Regions from separate parts of the Mus musculus genome. Here region 2 is linked to region 1. Evidence: chromatin contacts called from ENCODE POLR2A ChIA-PET data. All regions are on one chromosome and are shown on one strand. Each heading gives the region's core, a stretch centred on a gene start or an enhancer-like site at or near the end of the contact. The rest is flanking DNA. Distances are from core to core; before and after follow the strand shown.

Region 1 (3,487 bases), core at 804-3,303:
CTCTGTCTTTGTCTTCATGGTCACTGTCCTCATCCTCGCTGGTGCTGTAGTAGTACTGTAATTTCTCCCCCAGTAACTTATCATCCAGGGTTGTCATGGTGCCTGGAAAAGAAAAATGTATCAAGGATTTTTTGCTAGCTTGAGCAAGGAAGACATGAATCTGAACCATACAAGGTACACTTGGACTGACTTCCCAGAACTTTATAAGAATCTAAAGGTGTTTTCATAAGCAGAATCTCAACAAACCCCAACCCTGGATCTATGCCATAGTTTACCAGGCTTTTGTTATAGCAGGCAAAAACAAGGCTTAGATAAGGCACATTTCTTTGCTGAGCTTTGCAACAAAGGCTGAAGCTGTTAACAGACCCACTGATGTATGACTTCCAGGAGCCTGAGAGGGGCATTACTGTCTACTTGTGTGAACTGGGTAAGAGGAATCTTTTGGTGTGGTTTTTATTCGTATACACTTTTAGTTTTAAGACTGCTAACAAATTGGGAGAAAGTCCTCAGGGAAAACTTCAAAAGGGACTACCAAGGGTAGGTATACTGTTGAAACTAAGTCATTCACTCCTTGCCTCACTAAGAGCCTAGATACATGGTCTCAAGCTGGACCAATTATAACCAGCAAGTCTCCACGACAAAACTTAAATAAGAGCCAGATGGTTAAAGAACACCTAGGACCCAGATGTTTTGGGAAAAGGTACAGTTCAGTGCTTTAGAAGTCTGTTTAAGACTCCAGTAGCGCAGGGCAGTGGTGGCCCACGCCTTTAATCCCAGCATTTGGGAAACAGAGGCAGGCAGATTTCTGAGTTCGAGGCCAGCCTGGTCTACAGAGTGAGTTCCAGGACAGCCAGGGATACACAGAGAAACCCTGTCTCAAAAAAAAAAAAAAAAAAAAAAAAAAAAATTAATTAATTAATTAAAATAAATTAAAAAAAGACTCCGGCAGGAATGACTAGTCAAAAACAAAAACAAACAAACAAAAACGTCCTTCCTCTAAGCATACCAAATATCAACACTGCGCTGCCTTCAGAAGAGACTTAACATATGGTATTTACTCTATTACAATTTACCTCTCTCCCACACAGCAGATTCCAGTCAGGACAGAGCACTGTGCACGCTGAACAGCAACCAAGAGGAAAGTGCCAGCACCAGGGGAAGGAAGAAAACTTTTACAATTTCCTTGTCTGGGATGTGCCAGAGGGCCACAACTCGGTCCGATGAGTGAAAAACGGGGCCAGAAGAGGAGGAGTGTACTGAGGAGACTGGGCTGCTGAGAGGTGAGAACACTGGCAGACAGAAGTGGCATGCACCCGCAGTGCAGAAAGTAAACCTCAAGTGGGGATAGTAAACTTGAAGAGGTGGAGGATCATGAAGAGGGTGGAGCTAAGGAGAGGCACAGAAAAGGAGGAGCAGTGATATGGGCAGGGCCAGTGAAAGGCTTCCAAGAGAGGCAGTTAAGAGTGTTAAGAGAAAGTAGGACAGTGAAGAAGACAGGGCTGCACAAGTGGAACACAGAAGGGCGGGGCTAAGCTTCCAGGAAGGCGGAGCTTATGGGACAAAAGGGCAGGGACAGGATGTTAAGTAAAGCAGAGCTGTAAGGACGGAGTGGAGAAGGCGGAGCCATAAGGAAGGTGGGGCTGAGGAGGCGGAGTAGCGAGGAGGACAGGGCAGGGGAGGGCACAGTGAAGAGGGCGGTACTGAGGAGGGACGCTCCGAGTCTCCAAAGGAATTTGAGAAGTACAGAGGAATTGGGATCCAGGAGCCGGGAAGCAAAGTAGTTCGCCCAAGGCGCGTAAACTCCTGCCCCACCCATGTCTAGGCCCGCCGCTTCCTCCTTGCCGACGCCTGCGCAGTTAGTTACCTCGCCTCGCTCAGTCTGCTCCTTCTAGACTAGCAGCTCCTGTCACCAACAAAGGACGCTCGCCTAGAGAAAGAGAAGTGGCCGAAAGCCTTGAGCGACAGAGAAAAAGCTGCCGTGGACTCTGCGGACCAATCACACGGCCTTCCGGCGTCGCGGCGGACGCACGCTACCCAATCACAAGAAGCTTATCTCGGCGTCTGAGGAGGAGCTACGGGTCTTAGCTTAGGACAAAACTCGTAGATGTGTATTTCTAGTTAAATATGAAATTTTTATTAACTTACGTTCCAAGTTTCGAGACAAATTACAAAGGAATATTAAGGCGAAAAATAACTCGAAAACATTAACTTCTTCAAGAATAAGTAACTCAAAGAACAGAAGTTGTATGACAACCTGAATTGGATTGCTGGACTGGAAACGAGCATGGACAACTGAAGAAATTTGAATAACTCTTATCAACTAATGTTAGTCAAATAGTTGACTCTGTAGTTTACAGAGTTTACAACAGTTATGTATAATGATTACCTTTGAAAATTCTAGATTAAAAAAAAAGTCAAGGAAACTACCCTATGTTTGAAAACTTTTGTTAAACCTCAAATGATTTCAAACTGCTTAGTTGGCGTGTCTTGTACACAACTGTGAGATTGCAAATTAAACCGTGTGCTAATTAAAACATATCAAATTTGCTCGATTTGTATAAAATGCAGCGTTTAAGATAGGGCTCTTAATTTGAAAAGGGGGTTTCTTGATTCCTGTTTCTAGGACCACCTAGATGTTACTGCAAATTTGTCTATGTTCACATTTTAGAATTTCATCTTCTTGCCCCAACTGGGTGGTGGGGGTGATGGAGTGGGAGAGCTGGATGAGCCATCAGACCTGACTAAGCTTCCAACGTCCACCCATTTGGCCCAGGATTGGGCTAGTATTTGGGCTAGACTCAGAAATGCAAGGTACCTCCCCATGCCATCCCACCCCCACTGCTACCCCTGCCATGCAAGTTCTGTGCAGGGATAACATACTGTGGCCCCCAGGTTGAAGGGTGCCCAGTGCCCCCAAGTTAACCTGGAGACCTAACCTGAGGGCTAGGCAAGAGCTGGAGTGGAGAAAAACTCAAATGGGACCTGGGGCTTTTCCTGGACCGTCTCTTTGGAAAGATGTCAACTGAAAGGAAATAAAACTGTAATTCATGTAATGTATGTTAAATAGCCCAAAGAGTTGTTTCTGAGCTTTGAAACCTGGGGCTGAGAACATAGCAGAACAGACCAGGACATGCCCGGGCAAGCCCATCGCCTCCCTAGCTCCCACCCCTCTGACCTAAGTTAAATGTTACAGGCTGCTGATGTTTAAATGGACCAATCATGTGAAACCGCGCCAATTCCTCCCCCAGCCCCACTCCTTTTCTATAAAAACCCCTAGCTTCCAAGCCTCGTGGTCGAATCCACTGTCTCCTGTTATGTGAGATACGTTTCGACCCGGAGCTCCGCCATTAAAAACCTCTTGTTGTTACATCAAGGTGTTGTGTTCTATTCGTGATTCTTGGGTGCACGCCGAATCGGGAGCTGAGTGGGGGTTTCCCCACTGAGTTCTTTCATCAACCAAGAAGACCATCTGCTGCTCTGAGGACCT
Region 2 (3,706 bases), core at 1,140-3,639, 410 kb after region 1:
AGGGAGTGACCCAGGGTGGGCTGAGGAACCAAGCACCACGAGTTTATGTTCTGATCCTTCACTTAATGCTGCCTCCCCTGGCAATGGAATTAGTGTCTGGCCTCGCTTTTACAGCCTGTATAATGGGATCAAGCGAAAGTGACTTTCTTGGATGAGACCCTGTGTCTAGCCAACCCTCCTTCTAGGCACATGGTTGGCTAGTGACACAGGAATTCATTGTTGTGACCAGTGTAGGGTGGGAACTGATCCCCCCTCAGCCCCCCCCCCAAAGCCATGAAATCCCCATGCACCCACCCTGCGTCTCCCCCTTTTTCTCTTCCACTCTTCCTTCCTGGTCTGCCTGCTGTTCCCTCCTCCAGCCGTCTGCTCCTGCTGTCGCTCCTCCGGAAATAACTGCATTCCTTATTTCTCCTGGAAGCTTCAGGCACCGGCTGGCTGGCTCCCAAAGAGGACTCTCCAGGGGCAGACTTTCAAAGATCCCCTCCTACTTAACCCCTGCTCCAGCCACACACCCGTGGACCCCAACTCCTTGCAAAGGTCACATGAGCTGCATGCAGCTGCAGCAAGCCAGCTGGCTCCCTAGATGACTCTTACCAATTTTTTTTTTTAAGAAGCCGCTGTATCTGGAGGCCAAGCCCATGGGCTGTCTCTGCTGTGTTTCTGCTCACAGTGCCTTGGGGCCCGGAGAGCACCCCCAGGGGAGACAGTCTTTGTTATGCTGAAGACATCCGGCAGCCTCTCCAGGCACTTAGCATACACTGCATTCAGTTTTGTGGGCATGTTTGTTTAACGATTGGCTCCCTTGGTTGTCCCAACACAACTCTGCCTCTGCAATCGCAAGCCCATGGTGGGCAGGTAGTTGGGTGGAAAAGTGGTCATGCAGATTAATGGGTGGATGGATGGAGTATCAGGGGGGAGATGGTCTTCGTTCTTCCACTGATATGGACAGATGTTGGAGGCAAATAGCTAGAGTTCTGGAAAAAAGTAGGATCCTCTTTCTAGGCCTCGGTTTCAGTGCTTACAGTAAGTAGCCATGCTTGGCGACAGCCAAGTGATCTTGCCCAGGCATTCCTGGGAGAAATGGTGACTTGCCTGAGGCTGAGGCTGGCCACTTCTACAGACTAGATGGTTTGGTTACCATGACCTGCCACTCTTCCTCTTTACCTCCCCTGTTGCCCAGGACCTGCTCCGGAGCATGGCCTGTGGAGACCCACCACAGCCTGGGCCTTAGGGCCATGGGTGGGTGGGTGGAGCCCAGGAAGAGAGCTGATTGGCTAGTGCTGAAGCAGAAAGGTGAATTATCTGTCCCTGGTCATTTCCTCACCTGAGGATGTTGGGACAGAGCCCCAGGGGCTCTCCTGAGGGACTGCAGGGTCTCACACCAGTACTTAGCACACAATGTGGCAGCTATGAAGCTTCTCCTAACCCTCCTCCGCTCTGATTTGCGTGGTTCTCCCAGCTAAGCAACCCACTGAGGTATTTCTGGAAAAGTCATCTGAGTGCCTTGAGGTCCTGAGACTAACTTCCTGACTGGCTGTTGGTTTGTCTGCTGCAGCTCTGACTCAGCCAGACTCTGCATCCTCTTTCCCCAGGTTACCACCTCTGCATCCCCTGGCACCAGTGGCCTCAGCATCCCACGGGAGGTCTGGGCTCTATCTGAACAGGATCGAGGCTCAGTCCACCTGGGAGGAGAATTGGGCTCCACTTTGAACCAGGATTAGTGATCAGGATTAGGGTCTATTTTGAGTCAAGAGGAGGCATGTTTTCAATGTAGGTCTTGTGGCCTGTGCCCTCAGAAGAGGGCCTGAAAGGAAGGGGCAAAGAAGGCAGAAAATATTGGTCTACCTTACAAGGGTCCTGGGAGCTGTGCCTTGCAAGTGAGGGAGGCTGGCCGTTCTTGCTCAGTATTGGTTATGCACTGGCCACCAGCTGTCCCTAGCAAAGTCCCAACCTCACTGGGCCTTGCTGGTCAGCATTTCCAGCAGCTCTTTCCTAGACATGGGTTCTGTGCCACTGTGTTCGTTCCATCCCTCTTAGGGTTCTGCCTCACACCTGGGACACTGGGCATCCTGATAGGACAGAACTCCAGTCCCTAGTGTCTAACAAGGGTTTTGGCCAGACATCATAAGCCCAAAAAGAAAAGCCCAGAGTAGGCTGGCCATTCAACCTTCCTAAGAAGCCCCAAGAGGGCAGGCTACATGCCTGGCTTCACACAGCTGCAGGCTGACCCAGATGGAAGCCCAACTGGCTGAGTCCCGAGTCCTGTGCACTCTTAACTGCGGGCAGTGAGCTTATTAGAAAGCACAGGCCTGAGGGGAGGAACAACCCCCACCCCCTAGTTCCCAGAGCAGGAACAGGGTACAGGCACAGGGCCCTGGCACCCACCAACTCCAGCCTCTCTGGCCAGCCCACCAGGCATGCTGCCCAGGAGAGGGAGTGGTATGTTGTGGGCAGGCAACCCTTCTTGGGTAATGAGGCCCAGCCTGTGGTTTGCAGGCCTTACAATGTGAATAATTCATTTGCAACCAAGTCTGGGAATTAGAAACCCATCCTAGATGATTTATTTAGCAGGGGGCCCGCTTCTAGGGAGAGGGGAGGAGGGCTTTGAACTATAAAAGGGAAGCATAAGTCTCCTAGCTGGATTTAAAGAGACAGACAGGCCTGGCTTTCCAACCCCAGCTCTGACTCCCTCCATCTGTGTGACCTTGAACACGAGCCTGGACTCTGTGCCTCAGTTTCTGTGGCTGTGAAATGGAGGACCCCTGCAACTGTAGCTGGGTTGTAAGTTTGTCCCGTGCACAAAGGAACACTTATATATAATAATGTGACTTGATTTAACCAACCATGTACTTTGTGGCCTGCCCCATGCTAAGAGATTACATACAGTGTTCCAAATTAGGAAACTGAGGCTCAGGCAAGGATCCTAATGGCCGCTGATGGACATTAGGACCATCCGAGGCAGATAAAGGCAAACTAACTGGGAGGAGTCCTCAGCCCAAACAGATGACAAAGTTTTCATTTTGCCCAACTCTCCCACTCTCCAAAATCACATACAATGGGCAGGCAGCGATAGCTGGCATTGAGCTGAGAGAGAGAGAAACGGAGCCTCTTGCACCTCCGAGCTGCTAGGCACTTGCTAATAACTAGCCCTGGGGCTTTCCAGAGGGCTTGTGGCCTTGGCCTTTGTACAGGAGGCTACTGTTCACTGTTGGGAACTCCCAGGCTCTTGGAGGGGTGAGACAGGGCCAAACTTATCACTCTGACTCAGCCAAAAGAGCTTGGGGTGACCCAGGTGGTACAGCTGTATTCTGATGCTATTGCACACGGCTCTGTGGTCTGCTATGTACATGCACACATGCGCTTGCTTGTGTGAGGTTGCATGCGTGCATGTGAGTGTTTCTGAATGCGTGGTGAGGGGGAGGATATGCCTACGGGTATATCAAGATTGAGTCTTTAGATGTGTCCTGCAGATGTTTCTGGAATTCATGAGTGTCCCATATCATATGTGCCCTGTCTATACAAGTACTGGGGATACTCTGTTAGAGTCACTACATGTCTATGAGCATTTAAGTGTGGGGTGAGATAAGATATACATACATGTTTTTGCACATATGTATGCGAATATGATTAGGTTCATATGTTTGGGCACTCAGAGGTCAGCGTGTGAATGAATAGCACTGAGCCCGCGTCTGTGTGAGGAATGTGT

What was found. ChIA-PET counts read pairs that join two places held with the same protein, here RNA polymerase II (POLR2A).
Region 2: POLR2A ChIA-PET joins it to region 1 with 11 read pairs in Patski. The contact joins the enhancer-like site here to the promoter of Pdcl in region 1. POLR2A ChIA-PET finds 5 or more read pairs at or near these places in 2 of 5 experiments (Patski and embryonic stem cell).

The regions. Positions count from the first base shown.
Region 1 is chr2:37,357,279-37,360,765 of GRCm38, forward strand. Pdcl (phosducin-like) reads right to left here and starts at 2,054. Exons shown (of 4, transcript NM_026176.3): 1 at 1,865-2,054; 2 at 1-102. The coding sequence starts at 97.
Region 2 is chr2:37,766,753-37,770,458 of GRCm38, forward strand. No RefSeq gene overlaps it. Among named protein-coding and RNA genes, the nearest start is that of Crb2, 7.6 kb to the right of the region's middle. Within about 2 kb of position 2,390, at least 2 of the 3 ENCODE cell types and tissues checked have a DNase peak (open chromatin) inside an H3K27ac peak, as active enhancers do.